2 separate regions of the Mus musculus genome follow, and region 2 is linked to region 1. A link is a loop called in an ENCODE intact Hi-C map of the cell type or tissue named here. Cell type or tissue: heart. All regions are shown on one strand. Links, peaks and the distances in the headings refer to the core of each region. The heading gives the core; the rest is flanking DNA. Region 1 has its middle 17 kb from the start of Gm34413. Region 2 has its middle 44 kb from the start of Gm34413.

The links. Peaks named below come from ENCODE experiments on the same cell type or tissue, not always from the same donor. Only the 100,000 strongest peaks of a DNase experiment are listed, where the experiment ranks them.
Region 2: it touches region 1 in a loop (1.8-fold over the local background); 1 of 42 quality-filtered maps calls a loop at or near these places.

Annotation. Positions count from the first base shown.
Region 1 is chr8:122,110,903-122,113,708 of GRCm38, forward strand. It overlaps a transcript of Zfp469 not described here. Among named protein-coding and RNA genes, the nearest start is that of Gm34413, 17 kb to the left of the region's middle. In heart, for the core only: no CTCF peak of the experiment used is centred there; DNase peaks (open chromatin) are centred at 1,089 and 1,589; H3K27ac peaks cover 601 bases.
Region 2 is chr8:122,049,456-122,052,261 of GRCm38, forward strand. It overlaps a transcript of Zfp469 not described here. Among named protein-coding and RNA genes, the nearest start is that of Gm34413, 44 kb to the right of the region's middle. In heart, for the core only: no CTCF peak of the experiment used is centred there; a DNase peak (open chromatin) is centred at 1,206; H3K27ac peaks cover 208 bases.

The DNA.
Region 1 (2,806 bases), core at 290-2,789:
CTCTCTTAGAGAGCACTTTCTCCATGACTTCAGCCTTAGAGGGGGTCATGAGGCAATGCGTGCTGGACATGTTCTGAGAACCCAGGGCTTTGGAAGCCTCAGAGGGGTGGCCTGACAGGCTGCTCTTTCTTCACGTGCTATCTTTAAGCGGAACACACTTGGGCGAGGATGTGATTGGGCTTCAAGGCGTGGCTGGTGGCTTGCAAATTGCCTGTTGTCAGGACTCCAGCTGGGCTGTGTTGTAATCACAGAGATCTCAGCAATAAATAATGAGTACATAGGATGTGCTGTCAGAAGAGCACGAGGCTTTGTAGTGTAGACAAATGACCCCCCCCCCACCCCCCCTTCCCAGTCTGGAAAAGTCGTGAAGATGAGGAGGCCAACAGAGGGCAGCAGGGCCTGGCTCTATGATCTGGAATGACTTATGAACTAGGGTGGTGAACGATCAGTAGCCATTTTCTCAGGCAGCAGAGAGGGATCGTAGGAAAATATTCGACTTATTAATGTGTACTCTGAGCTGTTGTGAATGAGTGGGGGCTTTCTGGGGAGGTCTGAGATGATCTGAGAGGCTTCAGGGGACTGGTGTTATAGGTTAGACCCTCTGCCATCCCTGGTCCAGGTAGGAAGTAACAGAGTTCTTGAGACGTATCTCTAGCGCCTAATCCTGCTTTGGTAGGCAAGACGGGGACCATCCTCACTGGATGGATGAATAATGGCTTGTGTAATTTTTAAAGAAATCATAGAAATGGGATGTGACTCTGAGACCTCAGTGTCCCAGAGACAGAAGAAGGGCTGGACATGTTAGGCTCAACCCCAACGACTCTTGCTACTTTCTTTATGCCCAGCTATTGAAACAGAAATCTTGCTTGCGTGTGATTGATGGTCTGTGTAAATTGTGGAGATTCCCCTCTAGGTTTGTGAAGGCGGGATGGAGCTTCGAGGAGGGCAGGAGGATGGCCCGATGGCCAGATAATCGTTCCCATGGTGATTAACTTGGGAAGCTGCAAGGGCTCCGCCAGAGGAGACTGTGCTCTGCCTCTCGTGAAATCATCGAAGTTCTGCTTCCACGTGAGACCGCAGCCCTGCGCTCTGACTCACCCCTTCATCCATCTGTGTCTGGGACCTCAGAAGCCAGACCCACCCTTTCCTTTGGCAGCTGGGGAAACTGAGGTCCAGAGAAGGGTGTGGATGTCCCAGAGCAATGTTGACAATGTCATGTCACTTAGAGGATAGTACCTGGACCCCAGTCTCACTTCATCTGGGCAGCACCTGCCCCTTGGAGCTACCAGCTCGGGGGCAGACTGGGGTGGTCTGCAGGTTGTGGCTATGCACTAGCTATGTCAGAGGCCAAGCTGGCTCCCAATGAGAGGGTCCCGGTATTCTTAGGAGGTGGAGGGACCTGCTCTGGTGCCGCTTTCCTGGTTCTGATCAAGTGTGGTGGAGGAGGGGAGCCTGTGGCTTTGGCAAGGAGGGAGGGAAGCTGGCGGGAGGGGAAGGAACCGAAGCTGACACAGGAGATCACCAGATGATCAGGAGACAGGAAGTGGGTTTGAGGGCCACCCTCTCCCATTCTTTCTCTTCTTCTGACTGAGTTCGGTTTATAGCCCCTGACCCCATGATGTCACCTCATGGCTGTGGCTGGAAAGCTTGTGGTGGCAGGGGGCGGGGGGTGGGGGGGGCGAGCATGAGCTATGACTGCGGCCCACTTCTGCTGGATCCAAAACACAGGCCAGGAGCTCCCAGAGCCTCTCTGCAGCCTTGGCTTCTGCTGTTCTCAGGGACAGTGGCGAGCACAGCCTGTGCCTTTCGGAGCTGGGGGTGGGGTGGGGTGGGAGGGGGTACTCTGAAAACCCTGTTGCTTCTTATTTGGATCGGGTCCCACCTGGGTTCCCTGAAGCCAGGACATCCTGTTCCGTGGTTCTAATGTGTCTGTTGGTTTTGCTACCAGCCCTTTTCAGGGAATCTCATGGCTGGATCCTGTGTATTGATGATTCACTGGGTTCAGGCTTGGCCACAAAAGTGGCCACATGGTGGTCACGGCTCCGTGGTCTGTGCTGAGGCTGACCTTGGAGGGAGCTGCCACGTTAGTCTCCCCGTCAGGGCAGAGTGTCTGGAAGCAGGTATCAATGTGGGAAAATGTGCAGTTTGTTACCAGGTCTTGTCTCCCTGTGGAGAGGTGGGTAGCCATTCACCAGATGGCGGGTGCTCTTCCAAACAGTTACCCAGACTCCTGAACCCAACACGAGTGCCCCTGGTCACACTATGAATGTATTCTCAGGCACACAGCAGGTGCCACATCAGTGAGTAGCCCATAGGGTTCAGGCTCAAAGGGAAGAGATGCCCTCCCCAAGGCACACAGTGAGAGAGATTCAGGTTTAGAGGAGGCCTCAGCAGCCATGCCACTCATCTACCACAGGATGACAAGCCACCTGTCCCTTGCTGTACTAGTCCGTGGATATGCCACAGGTCGAGTATACCCACCGGGCGAGTTTAACCTGTCACCCCTACTAGTGCTAGGTATCCACAGATGCGTAGCCAATCACCCTGAGCTGCTGGGCTCCTCATCCATAGATGTGTATGCAGCCACTCCTTATCTTAGTTGTCCACGGATGTCAGTCATCTACTTACAGTTGTACTAACGATCCCTGCGATGTAACCGCCCACCTATTACCCACTGTACTAGTTATCCCAGCTAGGTAACTGTATGCCCCTTACCCTCTGTAGATGATTTACTAATAACCCCTAAGGTTAGAACTTCAGTCTCAATTCTGTCCGTGAATCTCTGTGACCTTGAGAAAAATCCCCA
Region 2 (2,806 bases), core at 76-2,575, 62 kb before region 1:
GCTGAGGAGCCAGCCCCATGCACACTGAAGAGAGGAACATGCTACCTCCTGTGGCACGCCAGGGTCTGTGGCTCTAACTAGGAAAAGAGCAAGCCCAGAATAGGAAACAGGGAGACACCACTGGGCCTGGATGTGGTTCCTGGATGGGTTCTCTGATTCTTTCCTAAGATGGAGAAAGCCTAAAGCCTGAGCACCTGTGAGTGCATGGGCAGTGAGCAGTGGCAGTCTTGCATGAGTCGGGGGGCCTGTGGGGTGCAGGCACAGCTCTGGCTGGCCTACTGCAATGGTTGCAGGTAGCTGTCTTGGCGGGCATATTAATTTCTGTCTCTGTGACAAAATATCCAAGAAAAATCAACATAAAAGAGGAAAGATTCTTGTTGGCTCCTGCTTCAAAGGCCCTACCCATGGCTGGGGCTCCATTGCTTCTAGGTCTGTGGAAAGACTGAAGCGTGGGGAAGTGTGTGGCCCTGAGACTGCTTACCTCAAGGTTGCCAGGAAATGGAGAGAGAGAGGACAGAGACAGCTGGGCCAGGGATATGGTATCCTGTCCGCTCAGCCACTTCTTCCACACGGGCTTTTTGTCCCTCCTCATAGAGCATCCCTATAGCAAATCTCTGTGGACTGCTAGTGAAGCAGATGTTCTCATTATCCAATTAGCACTCAGTATCACCACCAGCAGCAGCTGGGGGTGGAGCCTCTTGCAGGGAGTACTCCATACCCAGACCAGACAGGAGGGGGGGGGGAGTAGCTCTCAATGCAGGTCTTTGGGGGCTCCAGGCATTTTAGGAAGGGGCTGAAGCATCCTGGGGTTGTCCCCTCCCTGGACTGAAGGTGGCACATGGCTTTGTGTACCCAAGGTCTCTGTTATCTTTGGTGCAAGGTCTTGAGACTCTGAATGAGAGTGTCCTGAGCTGCTGTGTGGCTTTAGGTGGGTGGCTCTGTGTCCTGGGCTTCCCTCTGTTCAACTTTGAAATAGGGCAGCTTTCATACATATATGTCCTACGAAGCCTTTCCAAAGACCAAAACCCTTACCGGAACCCATGGACAGAAGGCCTCAGCTCCTCCCCTTTGCCACAGCAGGTGGATGGGTTGTTTGCCCATTCCTACACAGGTGTGACAGTACAGTGAAGCCTGCGGCCCTTGGTCTGGTAGAACTTGTTTCCCATGGTGACCGTGTCTCCAGAAGCAGCCCAGGATGCAGGGTCAGGGACAGCCCCAGCCATCATATGAAGGCTCTCACGCTGGGACTTGGCACTCTCCCGTTCCATAGTCAACAGTGCTTGACTCTCCGGGTGGGCTGGGCACCCCTGGGACTGGCTGTTGATGGATCACTGCGCAGTTCTGGAGTGGATTTCACATAGGTCTGCCAGACATGACCCGGGAAGGAGGACAGCGCGTCTGTGTTCTGTGTGGTCATGGCTGCTCTCCAAGCTCAGAAGACATAGACAAAGGGGCAGAGGACTGCAGCAGATGGCTTCTCAGTAGTGAGGTCTTGGGGACCCATGTTTCTGGTCCAGAGACGATGCTTTCCTAAGCTTTGTAGGGCTCTCAGCCTGTGTGTGGAATTGTTCCTAATTGGAGGTGGGTTTAGTGAGATCTCCTGTCCCATCAGCCATCTTGGCCTGAGCTCATTGGAACATGGCGTGCTGAGCATAGACCCACTGAGGAGGGAGGTGGGTTGAAGAATCAATAGCTGGGGAGGTCTGCTTGTCTCTTGAGGAACACGTGGGCTAAGCTGGTTTATAATGATTGTCAACTCAACAGGCTGAAGAATCACCCGAGAGACAAACCCCTGGAAACATCTGTGAGGGAGTTTCTAGATTGTGCTACCTGAGATGGGAAAACCCACCATAATTGTGTGTAGCACCATCGCATGTATAGGAGTCTCAGACTGAATCAAAAGAAGGGATCTTAGCCCTAGCATTCAACTCTCTGCCTGACTGTGGCTGCCCTGTGACCAACCAACTGCCTTCTGCTCCTGCCTACCATGATGGGACCGTACCCCAAAACTGTGAGCCAGATTAACCCCTTCCTTCTGTAAGTAGTGTCTCACCTGGTACATCGTCATAGCAACAAGAAGAGTAACTAGCATGGGAACATTCTTGTAGTTTTTATGTGAGGACGGGTCTGTCCTTTGGGACAAGCTCCTTACGTGTGCCCATGCTGGACTTGGTGCCAGCTGTGCATGTGGCTTTAGGAGACACAGTAGCACCGTCCTGTGATGACTGCCCCATTCTGTGTCCCTTGCTCTGGAGAGGGCCGATCTTCTGAGTCCCTGCCCGTATTGATGGTTGCCTCATTTCAGCTACTCTGGTAGCCGACGGTGATGTGCATTCCCCCACCTAACATCTCTCATGCCCCACTCATCACCAACCTCCGTCCTCCAGGGAGTGCTCTCTGAACCTCTGCCCATTTTCCAGTTGGCACATCCATTGTGCTTGCTCTGCAGTTATGAGACTTCTTGGTATGTTCGAGATTGGGAGCTCCTTAGAAGGGACCTCAGCAATGTCCCCTCCCTGTGTGCTCTCTTTTCATCCTTCTAACTTGTCACCAGTGATCAAGTCTCATTTTGATGAAGCGCAATTCACCACTTTCCCTATAAACCATAGTTTTGGTCTTGCCAGAGACTTTTCATGCGATCCCAGGTCTGAATATTTTCTCCTGACCCCCAGGTTCTAAAATTTCCATTAGGTCCTGGCCTCTCCTGCATTGGTTGAGGACTGCTCTCTGCTTTGCCTTCCTGTCTGCTCCATTCCAGTGGCTGGGCCTGGCAGTGAACCACTGAGCTGGGGAGGTCCTTTCCCCA